2 separate regions of the Homo sapiens genome follow, and region 2 is linked to region 1. Evidence: chromatin contacts called from ENCODE Hi-C or POLR2A ChIA-PET data. All regions are on one chromosome and are shown on one strand. Each heading gives the region's core, a stretch centred on a gene start or an enhancer-like site at or near the end of the contact. The rest is flanking DNA. Distances are from core to core; before and after follow the strand shown.

The links. Hi-C counts contacts between places; a loop is a spot of excess contacts on that map. ChIA-PET counts read pairs that join two places held with the same protein, here RNA polymerase II (POLR2A). Pooled maps may share reads with other maps.
Region 2: a loop to region 1 is called in a map with no recorded cell type, with 2.5 times the contacts of the local background. The contact joins two enhancer-like sites. A Hi-C loop is called at or near these places in 4 of 37 single-sample maps with no recorded cell type and 6 of 50 pooled maps. POLR2A ChIA-PET finds 5 or more read pairs at or near these places in 2 of 52 experiments (GM12878 and H1).

The regions. Positions count from the first base shown.
Region 1 is chr4:145,297,673-145,302,008 of GRCh38, reverse strand. No RefSeq gene overlaps it. Among named protein-coding and RNA genes, the nearest start is that of LINC02266, 41 kb to the left of the region's middle. RefSeq lists an enhancer at 1,461-2,660. Within about 2 kb of position 2,233, at least 2 of the 41 ENCODE cell types and tissues checked have a DNase peak (open chromatin) inside an H3K27ac peak, as active enhancers do.
Region 2 is chr4:145,549,408-145,553,773 of GRCh38, reverse strand. All of the region lies in intron 5 of SMAD1 (SMAD family member 1), which reads right to left. Among named protein-coding and RNA genes, the nearest start is that of SMAD1-AS1, 34 kb to the right of the region's middle. Within about 2 kb of position 1,338, at least 2 of the 41 ENCODE cell types and tissues checked have a DNase peak (open chromatin) inside an H3K27ac peak, as active enhancers do.

The sequences.
Region 1 (4,336 bases), core at 984-3,483:
ATGCACACGCAAAGTGGCCGTGGCAGTTGAGACAGAGATTGCACATGAGCCCAATAGCAGAGACTGTTACTCATCAAGGCCCATCTAGCTATTAATACTTCCAATATCTAACCTGCCAACCACAGAGACAAATGTTAACCCCCTGACATGGCAGTGTTCCTCAAAAAGACCAACTGGCCACTTGGTCGCAAACTGACTTCACTGGGATTCTTCCATGTTGGAAATGCCAGCAGTTTCTTTTCATGGGAATAGATACTTACATTCCTGATATGGATTTGCCTTTCCCACCTACAGGAAAGCATCACTACCTGGGAATTTATGGAATGCCTATAGACATAGAATTCCACACAACATCCAACCAGAGAACCCACTTTAACTGTAATACAAGAGCAAGGTGGGCCCATGATTATGCAATTTATTAGTCATATTACACACTGCTTCTCCCACACTGCCCAGAAGCTGCTGGGGTTTTAAAGTGTTGAGCAACTTGCTGAAGGGGCAACTGATGCACTAGCTCACAAGAGGTGCCCTATGAGATGCAGCACCATCCTCCAGGAAGCAGAACAATCATTGAATCAGACCTCACTGTGGCACCGCATTTTCATCAGGAATCATCAGGTTCCCATGGGTCTGGGACCAAGGGATAGCAGTAGAATCGGCCCCACTTACTATCATTCCCAAAGATCTACTGGGGTACTCTGCAGATTCCTGCCTGGGCTCTCTGAAGGATGAGAAGCCCTCATTTCTAAAGGGGGCATGCACTCACCCAGGGAAATAGCAAGAGATTCCCTGAAATACAGGATACAGCTGCCCCTTGAACACTTTGGGATATTTATGTCCAGGGATCACCAAACAAGAAAAGAAGTCATCAGCTTGTCATAATTGACCCTAAAATGCATGAGAAAGAAGATTTCCTGGTATAAGAGACAAGCAGGAATATACGTAGCACTCAAGTGATCCAATTTGAGCATCTCTTGCCACTCTTTGCCCATATAAATGGAAACATGCAGCAGGCCTAGCCAGAGAAGTTTATGTTTAATGGGGAATTCTACTCCAGAAAAACTGCCAAGGCCAACATAGAGTGAAAAGAATTTAGAATGGATAGTGGAGGAGAAAAATGATGAGTTCCAGCTGTAGCATAGAGACCAACTGCAGAGACAGGGGCTCCATTTTGTCTCTGAACTATCCCTCAGGAAATTAGGCCCACCAGAGCCCTTGAGGAGCTAGCTATTTCCAAATATCTTGGAGAAAAGACTCGCTGACCAGAAGAAAGAAGGTGACTACCCGGCAGCCTCCAGTTGTCTACTTCTTCAGGATTCACCTCAGTGTTCAAGCCACGTTCAAATTCTTCTTGGAAAGACCCTGGTTCATGACTGAGCAAGGCAGTGGTAGCAGAGGTTAGACCCTTCTTTGGGTGGTGCCCAGCCAACAACGAGCGTGGCAGTGGCGTAAGGGCCTAGTCCTTTGTTTACCATGCAGTCCTCCTCCAATGGGCAGTCATTACTGTGGAACTTCTTGTTGGGCTGGCACAGACATTGTAAGGTCTTTATCATGTTCTGATGATTCCCTCTTCTCAGTATTGCTTCTTCAGCTTCTCTTTCACAGGACTTACTCTTCAGTAAAATATTTGCACTCTTAATTCCATCTCAGTTTCTGCCCTCCAGAGGATCTAACCTGAAATACATTTTATTCATTTTTGTAACCAGATTACTTAGCATAGTACCTGGAACATAATAGGTGCTCAATAAATATGTGATAACAGGACTCACTTTATTTACTGCAGTCTATGGCAAACTATATACCTAGTCATGGTCTAGTAACATGGCAGAGGCAAACAAATTTCCTTTCTTGTTTTTTACTTTTATCTTCTGATTCAAGAAACCTTTAACGATTTGAATGCAGCAAAGATGATGATGTTTTTGTTGGCTTTTTATTCATTAAAATGAGACACAATCTAATTCTTCTAAGTCCTTTATAATTTTCTGAGGCAGAAAATTTTCCAGGCTGGGAAAAGAAGACAAATTTGTATTTACATCACAGGGCATTTTCACCAGATATTTTTCTCAAATGACTAACGATGTGTTCATCACAGCCAGTCAAATTTGAGTTGCTACCCATAGGGACAAGACAGTAGAAATAGCCCATCAGCCAAAAAAACCACATAAAAGCCTTCAGTGCAACTCTGAAGCCACCCACGCAGCTGCCTGAGCAATCAGTCAGGGCACAGAGGCAGGAACTCAACTCATGTGGTGGCTAAAAGACTGTTTGAAGAGCTTGGCAAAAGCTTGTGGATTTCATAAAGGGGCTTTTACAATGAGAAACAAAAAATGATTTAGATCAGCTGCCCCCACTGCAAATACAGTTTCATGTGTCACTTTGTGGACGGCTTTGCCACTATATATGATGCTTTGCTTCAGAGAACTAATATAAATAGCACTATTGAAATGTACTGCACAGAACGAGAGCAATTCTGAGAGCACCTCTAGACAGATGAGAATCGTCTATCTCTGGGTCAAAGTATTTAAAAGGAAAAAACTTGGGCAATTGTTTTTATCTCAGGGATGAGAAGAAATGCCCCAACAAATTTTCTTTGAGCATACTAGTGACAAAGTGAGTGAAAAGCTGACCTCTGTACTAAAAACCTGATACATTCTCTACAGCAATGGTTCCCAGGGGTGTCAAGTTCATGTACCTTGCAAAGCAGAATCAAAATTTGAGGAACCTTACAGAACGGCTGTAAATTCCCACTGTACCCTTTGTATTCCTACTAAAAGTCCTACAGTCATTTTTGAGTATGAATTTTGGAGTCATTTATAGCAATCATTTGAGTGAAGTATTATGCAAAAACCCATGAAGTCTGCTAATGCATATACCTGGCTCTTAACTTGGCCAGCATGCCAACATTGAACTTCCTCTTGGACAGAGGCCACCCATTATTATGAGTTGTGCTAAAGCCTGTAGTGGTTTTGAGATTGAAAGTAAATGCAGTTAAAGACCGGGGCTATAAACCCCTGTTCACTTGAGACATAAAGAGCCTGGTATGTGTATAAGTAAGCCCTCCATTCTACCCTTTTAGGAGAGACAAAATAATTTGGTGTTCTTCTACCACTCAATTTATATTCAAATTAAAATATAATAATTTTTCCTGTGTGGAATGTCCTTGCTGTTTTGTTTTGTCAGGGCAAAAGAAACTCATTTAATTAAAAGAACCCTTAAACACATAAAGCACAATTGACTTCATCTAAAGAGAATTTTTTTCACATGTTCATGTAAGTATTTGTAATTTCTTTATACTGAATACAAACAAACACCCTGTTTTCTTGGCATATTAAACAACTGCTGCATATGTCTTCTGACTTAATTCTCAGGATACAGAGTGAATTTTGCAAGTAAATTCAATTTCATGTGCTAAATACATCTCTTTTAAAAGGAAAATGAATTGACTTCAATGGAAGCTTCTGATGCAAGCCCTCTAAATGCAAAATGCTAGAGGAACTTTGCAAATCTATTACCTTTAATACTATACTGTACCTCTAATTTCTCTTTAACTGCTAGCCACGAAAATGGTTGCTTTTTAAAACTCACCTTGCAAATGGTTAAAACACATACGCGCAATAGACTATGGTTTTAACCAGCATTGGGTTTTCAAAGGTTTAAATGTTACATAGCAGCAAAAAAGAAAAAGAAGGGAGAAATGGTAAAAAGTAGCATTTTTGAGAATTTAATATGTGCCAAACATTTATGAAGCACATTATATAGTTTCTGGTGGCCATATAAAGAGGGTAGCAAGTCCAGTTGCTCATCATGTTTATCAACACATACTATATTACACTTCTTGGGAGCCAACTGCAATTTCTATTACAAGAGACACTGGAAAACTGTTTATGCTAATGAGAAGTCTACTTTTTCCTAGTATCAATTAAAAGAAAATCTTCATATCAGATGCACGTACTTTCTTTTAAATAATTTAGTGAGCATAATACTCATGCCATACCAAGAGAAAAAGTATACAAAATAGTGTTTTGGCACCTTTGGTTTCAAGTAAATAATATCAATAGTTTGAACAGATGATTTCTGAGTGACAAGAAATTAATCAGTATATGCTGGGCTGGAAAGCATAATATAACTCAAGAAGAAATTCCAATTCTGAAGACTGGAGGTATTATTAGATGTCATAAAGAGAACACCTGGGAAGTTACAAGATCTCATCTGAAGCTATCTATATGAGAAAGATGATGGCCCAGTTACCTACTGATGCATAACAAACTACCCCAAATGCTGGTGGCTTAAAACAATTTATTAGTAGGAGTAGTATGTCTCACTCTGGGTCTATTAT
Region 2 (4,366 bases), core at 89-2,588, 250 kb before region 1:
ACAAAGCATACCATTTAGTTATTATTAATTTTTACAGCTCAAAGGCACCTGTGCAGCTTCAACACAGAAACTTAAATATACATGGATTTAAACTTTGGCTAGTTAGCTAGCTATTCTCTAGGTCCTGTACAACAGGAGTTCCCAACCCCCGGGGCCATGGACCAGTATCAGTCCGTGGCCTGTTAGAAACCAGGCCACATAGCAGGAGGTGAGTGAGCAAGCATTACAGCCTGAGCTCCACCTCCTGTTAGATCAGCGGCAGCATTAGATTCTCATAGAAGCATGAACCCTATGGTGAACTGTGCATGGGAGGGATCAAGGTTGCGTGCTCCTTATGAGAATCTAATGCCTGATGATCTGAAGTGGAACAGTTTCATCCTGAAACTATCCCTTTCCCATCCCCTGTGGAAAAATTGTCTTCCATGAAACTGGTCCCTGGTGCCAAAAAGACTGGGGATGGCTGATGTATGACTGATAAAAATCTTAGTTAACCGCATTACTTAATACAGTATCTAGGAGGTTTCTAGAAAATAACATAACAAAATGTTTTAAAAATAGTAATAGGCCAGGCACAGTTGTTCACGCCTGTAATCTCAGCACTTTGGGAAGCCATGGTGGACAGGTTGCTTGAGCTCAGTTCAAGACCAGCCTGGGCAGCACGGTGAAACCCCATCTCCACAAAAAAAAAAAAAAATACAAAAAATTAGCCAGGCATAGGGGTGCACACCTGTAGTCCCAGTTACACAGAGGCTGAGGTGGCAGGATTGCTTGAGGCAAGGAGGTTGAGGCTGCAGTGAGCTGTGATTGAGCCACTGCACTCCAGACTGGGTGACAGAGTGAGACCATCTCAAATAACAACAACAACAACAACAACAACAACATGTAGCAATTTCATTTTGGTAAGTGATTAATGTCCTATTTGGCCACACATTGAAAGTATATTTTCACTCTAAAAAGATAGCATAATAAAACCTGGATGCTATGTATTTACTATAAAGCGCTCTTGCATTTATTGTACAGCTAAGATGTTTGGAAAATTTTAGAAAGGGAAGAAAGGAGAAAGAGAAGAGAGGAACTGGAAAGCCACAGGTGGAAGAAGTATTGCCGAAAGCTGTAAGATATAAGATCCAGTAAAAAAACATGAAAATGAAACTAGAAAAGTCATACTGTGTGTGTAAAATTAGATCTCACTGAACTATCACCTGCTCCAAACTTCTTCCTGTGAGACCCAGAGTGCTTAAAGTGTAGGAAATTGGGCCTACCCTGCCTTTAAAAAAAGGAAAGTAGGGGTAAAAAAACCCATTCTCACAAAGCCCCACACCATTATGGAAGATGACTTTATACAGGTCACCCAGCAGCGTTAGATCCCATGTGGGTTTAAATGATCCACCTTGTAGGTAACTCTGGTATGGCTTAGTCAAGGCTATATTGTGTCTCACAGAAAACATTACAAGTTTTGTTTATATGTATACACAGCGGTTAGGATTTCTGTAATAATTAAATAGCTGCTAGAGCAGAAGGCCATTTTTTTGGCCTGATATAGAGAAAACAATTTAAGAGTGTGTGTGCTACTAATTTTTCCTGATGATAAAAATGACAAATTTTCATCCTGAAAAATCAGAAAGTAAATCAAAATATAAAGAAGCAGAAAATATTATCACTCTTTTAGTGACTCAGAGGCAATAATTATTAATAGTTTGATACACTGTATTCAGTTTTGGGTATCATTAAAATGTCTTTGCAAACATTTAAAATATCTCCATGATTGTATGAATGTTTTTTAAATGATTTTCCCATTAGTGGACCACTGGGATGACAGCAATGTTCTGCTTTTATAGTTAATGCCATGATAAATGTCTCTGGACAATTTTTGATAATATCCTTAGGAGAGATTCCTGGAAGTTAAATTACTGGATCGAAGGCTGCTGATTAACTCTGCCAAATGACTTTCCAGAATGCATCAATTTACACTGTCACCAGCAGTGTAGGAATGCTTTTCTCATTTCACCCATGCCAGTACTGAATTTGAGTGTAGAGCAAAAACAAAACGTCCCTAATTTATAGTTGACAAATAATTGTTTAATTTGCCTGTGAGGCTGGATATGCTCTCGTAGTTTATTAGCCATCTGCGTTTCTCTTGTGAATTCACTGTTCACATTTCTTACCTATTTATCTCACTGGGGTCCTATTTGTTTTATTTTTTAATGAACTGTTCATGTAAGAAGGATATACTTTCTTATTTGCTTCCCTGTTAGTCCTTTGTCTTTTAATTTTATTTGTGACATATTTTTAACCTACAGAAGTTTGCAATCTCTTAGTTAAACCTCTTATGGTCTTTTGTTGCTTTTTATGCTTAAAAAATTTCCACCTCTCTGATCAAGCATATTTTCTTCTAGCTTTTTAATTGTTTGACTCTTGAAAAACATTCAACTCATTAATCTGTTTGCATATATGGTATGAGGTCAGGGTTTCTCTTTCCCAGCCTCACCCAAACGCTAACTTGGTTATTGTAGAACCATTAGAAGACTCTACTGATTTGCTATGCTTCATTTAACATACATTATATTTTTATAACAGTATAGTCTGAGTTTAACTCATTCTGTTTTGTCTACACACTGGTTTACTTGTAGTTTTACAATGTTTTATTAACCCTAATGCCGATAATTTTTTCTTTACTTTTCCATTTACAAAGTTAGCTAGCCTCACTTGTTTATCCTTCCAGGTAATATTCAGAATATTCAGAATACATTTTCCAATTTTCAAAAAAATCACATTGTGATTCTGAAAAGAGTTGTTTTAAATTATAAATTAAATTAGATGGAATTAATATGCTTAAAATGTTCTCACAATATTAAGCCTTCCCTTTAAGGAACACAGACTGCCTATTTATTCAAATTTTCTTTCTCTCAGTAAAATTTGGTTTCTTCATGTAATTCTCACATATTGCAGGTTCAGATTATTTCCAAGAAACTGATGTTTTCTGTGGCTATTGGGAAGGGGATATTTCCCCTTTCATTATATTTCTAACTGGTTATTACCAGATTAAAGGAAACTGACTTACATAATTTTTAAAAGATAGATTCTTTGGAGGTTTCTAGATAAATAATCATATCATTTGAATAGGCACAATGCCCAACTATAATACTGGCATGGATGAAGGGAGAAAGGCACTCATATATTTCTGGTAGGAGTGCAAATTCATTTTATGTATGTCTGTATTTATTTATCTCTTTTGTTTTAATTAATTAATTAATTTATTTCAAGACAGAGTCTCTCTCTGTCACCCAGGCTGGAGAGCAGTGGCTTGATCTCAGCTCATTGCAACCTCCGCCTCTCAAATTCAAGTGATAACTTTGCCTCTGTCTCCCGAGTAGCTGGGATTACAGGCGTGTGCCACCACACCTGGCTAATTTCTAATTTTTAGTAGAGACCCGGGTTCCACCATGTTGCCCAGGCTGGTCTCGAACTCCTGACCTCAACTGATCCACCTGCCTTAGCCTCCCAAAGCACTGGAATTACTTTTTGGAAAGTAATTTGGTGAAATATATCAATGGATTTTGATATACTAATTTCACTTCAAGAATCTATCCCGAGAATACTGTCAATCAAACATATCATCTACACATAATGATCATCTTGCCTTATTTCCATTATCTATAATTGTATATTTGAGTACACTACTAAGGGCATCTGGAACAATTTTAAATAACAGCATTCCAAGATTCTTTATTTTCTTAATAATGTTTTAGGAGGAAATGTCCCATAGCACAATTTTTCTTTGCTACTTTGGGATAAGAGTCATCTTTAGAGTTTAACGAAAAGTATGTCTTTCCCTCCCAAATGTATGCAAAATTGTGTTTACATACAATTTCAGAGGTTTACAGACCACAGAAAGATATCTATGTATGTTATGAACCTAGGTTCTAGCATTTCATTATTAAATTTACAGTCAAGAGTTTTTTCCTTTAATTATATAAGAGAATATCTATCAATTCCTAATTTAAGAGTTGGAGTTTTCTTCCCCTCAGGATTAAATGTTACACTTTATCTTGAGTGCTTTTAAAGCATCTAATAAATAACCTTTTAATCTGGTCCACTGTTCTAAATTTCATAGTAGGTCACTGTTTCATACTTTTACTCTGGAAATAATTTCAAATTTGTAGAAAAGTTTGAAAGGGAACAAAGAAAAACAGAACAAAGAACACCCATATAACCATTATCCAGATGCATCTATTGTGACAATTTACTCCATTTGCTTGATCACTTGGGCTCTCCTTCCCCACTGCTGCTGCACACGCACCGTGCATGTGTGTGTCTGTCTGTATGTATGTATTGTAACACAGGTTTTGGATAGACAGATGGTGAG